Linked DNA regions of Homo sapiens: regions 2 and 3 are each linked to region 1. The links are chromatin loops, found by intact Hi-C in ENCODE. Cell type or tissue: OCI-LY7. All regions are shown on one strand.

Region 1 (2,500 bases):
GGCAGGAACATTCATTTCCCTTCGATGCTCCTCCCCACAAGACAGAACCCACCTGGCAGAGGCCCTGGCTGTTTGGCAGAGTGGGCAGAGCATGGGGCAGCTGCCCTCTACCTGCCCTGCCTCCTGTGGTCCTCCCGCCCCTCCGCCCTCCAACCTCCTTCTCTCTGCTTCTTCCCTGTTCCCCCCATTTCTGCCCTCTCCTCTCCCTCCTCCTCGTCTTCCTCAGCCCCTTTCATCCTCTTCTCCTTCTCCCTCCCCCTTTTATTCCTCCTCTTCCTCACCTTCTCTTCTTTCTCCCCCATTATTTTCCTGCTGCCCTGCCCAAGGGGGAGAGCACAAAGGGTAGTCAAAGTTAATTTAGGCTCAAGTACCTGGTCACCTAGAAACAAGGCCAGTCCCCCAATGCAGGGCCTCAGCCGTGGCCTCATTAATCTGCATGCGACCAGCATTGCCAGTTCGACATAAGTAGGACAGAAGCCATGCTGCCGAGGAGAGGGGGCCTTGGGCTCTGGCCACTTGGTCCCCCAGCAGTCACGTGGCCACCCCCCAAGTGTGCAGTGGGAAGAAGACAAAGGAGAAGGAAGGAGAAACAAAAGACCCCAGGGCATCTGCTGTCCCTTCTTCCACATGTCCTAGATTTCGGCCCAAGGACCCCTAAGTATTTGCTGTCCCTTGCTGGTATTGTCCTTGATCGTGATCACTCTTCTTCACCCTGAGTCCGGCATTCTGTTGGTCCTTCCCTTCAGAGGGTGCTGCCAGACTTGGAGTCACTAGTCTCAGTCTCTGCTCACATGTCCTGACCCTCAGAGGACTCTAATGTCCAGCCCCCTGCTGTAAGCTTCTGCAGCAGGTGACACTGAACAGCTTGGCCTCCTGGCCCAGCCAGCTCCTCTACAAAGCCAGAAAGACAAAGGTCATTTGCATGCTCCAGACCTTCTCCTTTCCTGGGCCCTGCTCTGGGAAAATTTCCCTTTGGGTCTGAGCACATTTGTTCCACCCTAACTCTGCTAACATTTAGAAAAACCTGGGGCCCCAGTCTGCAGCAGAGGCTGCATCATGCCCCACCCCAAACCCTCCTGCCCCACTCCAGACCCTCCGCTCCCCGTTGCTGTAACTTCAGAGGCTTCTATCATCCCAGGGGAGTGAGTGTAGAATTGGTAGGGTGACAGCATGTGATCACTCACGAGATCAGCTCCCGCGCAAATCATGAACCTCCAAAGCCACAGTTCTGCTCAGCTGCACAGAAAACATCAAGTTCTCAACAAGACAGTTTCTAAGAATAAACAAACAGATAAATCGCATGTAGCCTCTTGCCTTTACCAAAGCAAGTTGTGCAGCAGGATGTGGGTACCAATTGGGCCACAGTCTCTGTGCCTCTGCTGTGTCACCCCACCGTCTGCACAGCCAAAGACTGGCTTAGCCAAGCCCAGAGCATGTTGTCCAAAGGCCATTCCAGCTTCATCTTCCTGAAATCTGATTTGTCTGGGAGTGTGGAAAGATGGGCTTAAACATTGGCCACAACCTAACTGCCAATCTGTTAGGATTTGTCAAATAAATTATGGAGCATCCACATTTTATTGGAAAAATATTATTTTATAAATGGAGAAAAGCCTGGAAAGACCTCTACCAAAATACTAAAGGTGCTTTTTCTGGATGGTGCATTTATAAATGTTGTTAACTTCTTTATGTTATTCAATGGACATGCATTTTGTGAGCAGGAATGATTATATTTAAAAATCTGAGTTTGAATGCCAATTTGATCGTGTCTCAGCTGTGCTATCTTTGGCAAGCCACTTCTTTTCCAGAGTTCCAATTTCTACACTTCTAGGACTGGGGTAATAAAGTCATTTTCATAGCATTGTTCTGAGAAAGAAAATGAGATCATGTGTATGTGTATTGTGTGTGTGTTGTGTATGTGTGTACCCTGAAGCTAGATCTGGCACACTTTTAGAGCAACTCCAGTATGATGGCCACACACAGACACTCTAGAGCCAGGTGGCCTGGATTCAAATCCTGGCTCTGATATTTACCAGCTGTGAGATTTTGGGAAGGTTGCTTGACCACTCTGTGCCTCTGTTTCTTCTCTGTAAAGTGGGGTTGTGATATGAATTAAAAGAATTAGGGCCAGGCGTGGTGGCTTATGCCTGTAGTCCCAGCACTTTGGGAGGCCGAGGTGGGCAGATCACCTGAGGTCAGAAGTTCGAAACCATCCTGGCCAACATGGTGACCCCCCTGTCTCTAATAAATATACAAAAAGTATTAGCCGGACATGGTGGCACACACCTGTAATCCCAGCTACTCAGAAGGCTGAGACAGGAGAATCACCTGAACCTGGGAGGCAGAGGTTGCAGTGAGCCAAGGTTGCACTATTGCACTCCAGCCTGGGGCAACAGAGCGAGACTCAAAAAAAAAAAAAAAAAAAAAAAGAAAGAGAGAGAGAGAAAGAAAAAAAAGAAAGAAAAGAAAGACATGCAAAGTACACAATAAGAGCACAATAAAG
Region 2 (2,500 bases), 65 kb after region 1:
ACATTAATGCACTTTACTATATTTTATATCTCAATAAAAAAATTAAGTGCCATCTTTCTGCAACCCTCAATGTCCCTGTGATGACATGCCTAAGACAGATACCATCCCTCTGCTATGACTGGCAACACCACTGTCACACCTTGGCACATTCCTGCTGTTGGATCACACTCCCCTTTGGGTACCCTCTATCCCTCAGGGAGAGCCCCATGTTCCATGATCTTTATTTTTTCTTCTCATCTTTGGTTTTTTAAACAGCATTCTCCTGAGGCATCTTTAGGACTCTTCCAAGGAACCTGGGGCTTGGGGCAAATTCTAATTAATCCAGAAATAATTCATTTTCCCTAGACAGAAGTCCTCGTCATTGCTTTCTTCCCCTCCAGCTGGATCCAGCCACCTCGGGCCCTGTGGGGGGAGGGGACACAGAGGCATAAAGCCTGGCACCACCTGCCCTGCCAGCTCTGCTTGAATTAGTCCTTCCCTCCACATGAGGCCGGGGGCCTTTCCCTGTTAAAATGGACTTTCTCTTATTGTCTTTATCTTTTCATGTTTTGTGGAAATTAAAAGATGAGTGACTTCCAGGCAGCGCCAGAGGCAGCAGCAGCGCAGAGAGTGTCTGTGTTTTCTTCCAAGGCTGACCGGAGTGGGCCTGGAATTGACCCAGGGCTCCCCAGGCTCCTCCGCCTTCACTTATTCTCTGGGCTGCTCAATTCCTTTTAAGACACAAATTGATTGGGATAATTTTTGCCATAACTACAATTGCCATGGAAAGGGAGTGGGGGGACAGCATTCAGGCTGTGGACTCCTGCAATGACTGTGAACCATTGAGTTACTGTAAAATGACCAGAAAATGGATTTAAAATTGAAGCCACAAATAATGTAATTACTGCAGTGTGATCAGGGCTGCCAGAACAAGAGTTGGCTGCTGCCCTGGAAACATCTGGAAGAAAAGCTGCTGCTGCTGCTGTAAGCCCTGCCCTGGTCCCTGTGGGGGCAGCAGTGTTCTTCCCAGCTGGGAAGTCCTCAGAGGGTGGAAGGAACATGGAGGAGACAGGAAAGGGGAGGTGGAGAGAGGCCAGGGAAAAGCAATAGGTGAAGGCCAGGACTGATGCTTCCTGCTATGCAAGAGTAAAGTCTAATCACTGCATCTCTTGCAGAATGAAACCCAGTGTGGTCATCATCATCATCACCACCATTGACTCTACTATCAACACCAGTACACCAGCACCACAATTACTGTTTTCACCAGCAACAATGGTATCATCTCCACTCTTAATATCAGCACCACCAACACTACCCCCACTGTCATCACCTCCATCACTGCCATGACAGCAACATCTTCATCATCACCAGTCTCATCAGCACCAACATCTCTGCCACCATCCCACTGATACTGTCAGTACCATCAACGTTGTGATCACCTCCTCTCTCATCAATGCTGACATCCCGTCATCCCCTGTCATTATCACCACTACAGTGAAGGCACCAACACATTTATCATTGTCAGTCTCATCAACACCAACATCAACATCACCATCCCGCCATTACTATCACAACATCAACATGATTAATTTCACCCTCAGCAATGCCGTCACCATTATCATCATTGGCAGCCTCACAATATGGTCTTTAGTATCACAACGATTTCAGTTGCCTTTGTCATAATCCTCACAGTCTGTGTCAAAATAAAAGTCACTTCTTTGAAGAACACTCTTACAATCCTCTGCATCATCAGACTTTGTGTTGGTCCACTCTCCCTTGCCTTGGTCCAACAACATGCCCAGACCTTGGACATGACCTAAGAGGCCAGGCCGTGTAATGGTAGCAGTGGCAGGGAAGCCTGGACCTGACTGCTTCAAGGCATCAATCAATGAAGGAAATCTAAGAGGCAGATGCGTAGAGGTGGTGGTGGGAGGGAATGAGACATTCAAATCATTCAACCAAGTCTTCAAACTGAAGGTGTTCCAGGAAAAAGAATAGACAGATAATATAGTGGGACAGAAACCAGAGGCATCAGGGGACAGCTAGAAGGGTCAAAACAAAGGTAGGAGAGAGTATGAGGGAAACCTACAGGGTTTACAGGGTGCCCACGGCCTCAGGCTTGGGCAAGCCCTGGACTGCTGTCACTCACTGTTACCATCTCTTCCATGTTGGTACCCAGCTCCCATGGTTGCAGAGTGACTCACACATGGCCTCCTTCCTCAGGAAGTGCCTAATCTGAAGGGGACAAGGTTGTCGGGGAAGATATGCAACACCCCCAGACGGCAGAAGAATAGCACGAATGGGCAGTGAGGGTGCAGGTCCGAGCATGGCCTCCTTGGGGAGAGGGAACTGAAAAAAGAACTAGTCCTAAATTTGACAATTCACCAGCAAACCCAGAGTTCCTGTTTTTAAAGCATTTATTATCACTGTGGTTTGTCTCACACACCTGCTCACACCAAGGGCTACCCAAGGCATGTTGACTCAAAGGTGACAAGAGCAGGAACAAGATGGTGCTTCCCCG
Region 3 (2,500 bases), 86 kb after region 1:
GCCCTTGCAATACACACAGTTCTGCAGTGGAGTATGGGGCGGGGTCTCCCAGAGTATCTCCCAGCAGAACCCCATCGGTTGGAGCACCAGCTGTGCTCCTGGTCCTCTCCCTCAGTCATATCCTGCTTCCGGTCTTCAGGATCCACTTCCGGCCCTGTTGCCGAGGCCTCTACCTCGTGATCCTCCCTCTTTGTGCCCATTGGTCAGTTGTGGCTTATTTGGGAGGACAGTGGCATCTGGCATTTATCTCCTTCCCTTTAGGAAACCCACATCACCAACTCTTCGCCTCTAAAAAAAATTCTCCAAATTTGCTTCTTCCATGCAGAAGATATTTTAATTACCCCAGCTGCCATTATCTGTTCCAACCAGCTTTGAGCCATTCCCAGATAACCTCGCATTAATCAGCCCCAGCTGAGCCCCTGGTACATGTCATGTGTAGGTAAAAGCCTGGAGGTGAAAAAAGAATTATAATAAATTAATAGATAAGCAATCACAATTAATGCCACTTCCTGGCAATAACAGTGATATCATGGGGAAGATATTTTCATCTGTCATTCCTTAAGGCGATGTTTTCCAAGCTTCAGCTCCTACCCATTCAGACCCATGGGGTGCTAATGAATTAGTTTATTATGTTATGCTGAATGTTTCTAAAAGGTCCCTCGTCGATACTGAATTCAGTGTGTCAACATTTGGCATCGAGAACACAACTTTTTGCCAAGCAGCAAGGTTGCACACAGTTCACAGTGTACAGCACTTGGGGTCTTGGCCCTGGGCAGTCTGAATTAAAAAAAAAAAAAAAATGGAGCTGGACAAAAGAGCCTCTTCACCAGCTCCCCATTGTCATTGTCCTCGTATCACGGGGATGGGGGCACTCTGTGCCACAGGCCCTACAACACTTTGCAGCTAAGCCCAGGCTCAGGGGTTACAGGGAGGAAGGTCATCCCAATCACTACCACCCCAACCTGCCCCCTCCCGGGCTGTGATCAGCTGCAGCCTCTGTGTCAGTCTCAACAGACCAAATGCTGCCTCTGGAGACCAGAAGGGCTGGTTCCACCAGCACCCAAGCTCCCACCAAGGCCAGAGATGCTGCCCTTCACACTGAGTCAGGTTGGCCTCTGGTTACCTAGATGAGGGTAAATCGAGTCATGGAGGCCCTGGGCAGTCTAAAGCTTTGGCATCTTTCAAGCCTTAGATATCAGGTCAACACTGAATTGGAGAAGAGACTGAATGCCATGCAAGGAAAGGTGAGGAGGGCGCCCCCTGTAGGCAGAGCTCAGCTTCTCTTCCATGGTCGCAGCAGGTCAGCCCTGGCCCCAAACTTGCATAACACCACTGTCCAAAAGGAAATCCTTCCAGCTCCCCAGACCCTCCTGGTTGAAAGGCAGTTTGGGGAAGATCTCATCCTCCACCCCAGGCAGTTTACCAACCCTCTCCTAAACTTCCAGTCTGTAGATAACCCTGAGTTAATTAGCCCCAGCTGAGCCCCTGCTACATGTCACATGTAGATAAAAGCCTAGAGGTGAAAAAAGAACTATTATAATAAGTTAATAGATAAACAATGACAACTAATGCCACTTCCCGGCAATAACACTTATATCATGGGGAGGGTATTGGGTTGGTGCCATTAAAATAATAACAAAAACCACAATGACTTTTGCACTAACCTAGTATTTTCATCTGCCCTTCCTTGAAGCTGCCCCTGAGAGGAGGATGTGAAACACTTGTCGCTACATTCCAGGCTCTTCTCAGTGATGCTTAAGTGCCCCAGGAGCCACTCAGCTGGCTGACCCTTCTTTCCACTTTGGGTAACAGGAATATTCAGCCCATAGCTCATAGGGGAGACAGACCCAGACACAAGCAGTTGTTACCAGTGGCATGAAAGCCCAGAAGTCTCAGGATAAGAGCAGAATCGCGTCTGACGCACTCTGTTGTGCATGTGTACAGGAGCAATCAGGAGGGGCTTCCTGGAAGAGGTGATACTTGAGCTGATTCTTGGAGAATAGCTCACCCAAGAGAGGTCAAGAAGACAAGCATTCTTGCCTGGAAATAGAAGGCATACAAAGGTGCTGAACAGAGGGACGAGAAGCAGGACAAAGGGTACAGGGGCCAGCGAGACTGGGAAAATTAAGGCCTGAACTTGCATCCTGGGACAAAAAAATTGAGAGGGTAGGAAGGAAAGTGAGCCTGGAGGGGTGGAGAGCTTTGGAAAACTGTACTAAGGAATTTGTACCATATTCTGAAAAGACTACAAGGAGTCATGGAAGTATTTGAAGTGTGGAAATGACAGGCTTGGATTTATACCTTAGAAAGATCCCTCTAGTCCCTGCCCAGAGGGTGACTGCCCTGGCAGTGGGCATGAGTTGGGGGCTGGGCAGGTAGAGCCTCTCGGTAGGAGGAGATGCGTCATCATAGGGAAGAGGGAGGGCTCTGGAGCTGGGTAGCCTGGTGTTGACTCTGTCACTCCCCAGTTACAGAACCTTGAGCAAAAGGCCTAATATCT

The links. Peaks named below come from ENCODE experiments on the same cell type or tissue, not always from the same donor. Only the 100,000 strongest peaks of a DNase experiment are listed, where the experiment ranks them.
Region 2: it touches region 1 in a loop (5-fold over the local background); 1 of 110 quality-filtered maps calls a loop at or near these places.
Region 3: a loop joins it to region 1, with 8 times the contacts of the local background. A loop is called at or near these places in 1 of 110 quality-filtered maps.

Annotation. Positions count from the first base shown.
Region 1 is chr1:36,949,501-36,952,000 of GRCh38, reverse strand. All of the region lies in intron 1 of GRIK3 (glutamate ionotropic receptor kainate type subunit 3), which reads left to right. Among named protein-coding and RNA genes, the nearest start is that of GRIK3, 84 kb to the left of the region's middle. In OCI-LY7, no CTCF peak of the experiment used is centred here; DNase peaks (open chromatin) are centred at 10 and 1,220; H3K4me3 peaks cover 1,884 bases; H3K27ac peaks cover 2,500 bases.
Region 2 is chr1:36,884,189-36,886,688 of GRCh38, reverse strand. The region is part of intron 2 of GRIK3 (glutamate ionotropic receptor kainate type subunit 3); the gene reads left to right. Among named protein-coding and RNA genes, the nearest start is that of GRIK3, 150 kb to the left of the region's middle. In OCI-LY7, CTCF peaks have their summits at 756 and 967; DNase peaks (open chromatin) are centred at 1,698 and 2,408; H3K4me3 peaks cover 1,655 bases; H3K27ac peaks cover 1,958 bases.
Region 3 is chr1:36,863,142-36,865,641 of GRCh38, reverse strand. All of the region lies in intron 5 of GRIK3 (glutamate ionotropic receptor kainate type subunit 3), which reads left to right. Among named protein-coding and RNA genes, the nearest start is that of GRIK3, 170 kb to the left of the region's middle. In OCI-LY7, CTCF peaks have their summits at 1,045 and 1,244 (motif pointing left); a DNase peak (open chromatin) is centred at 1,251.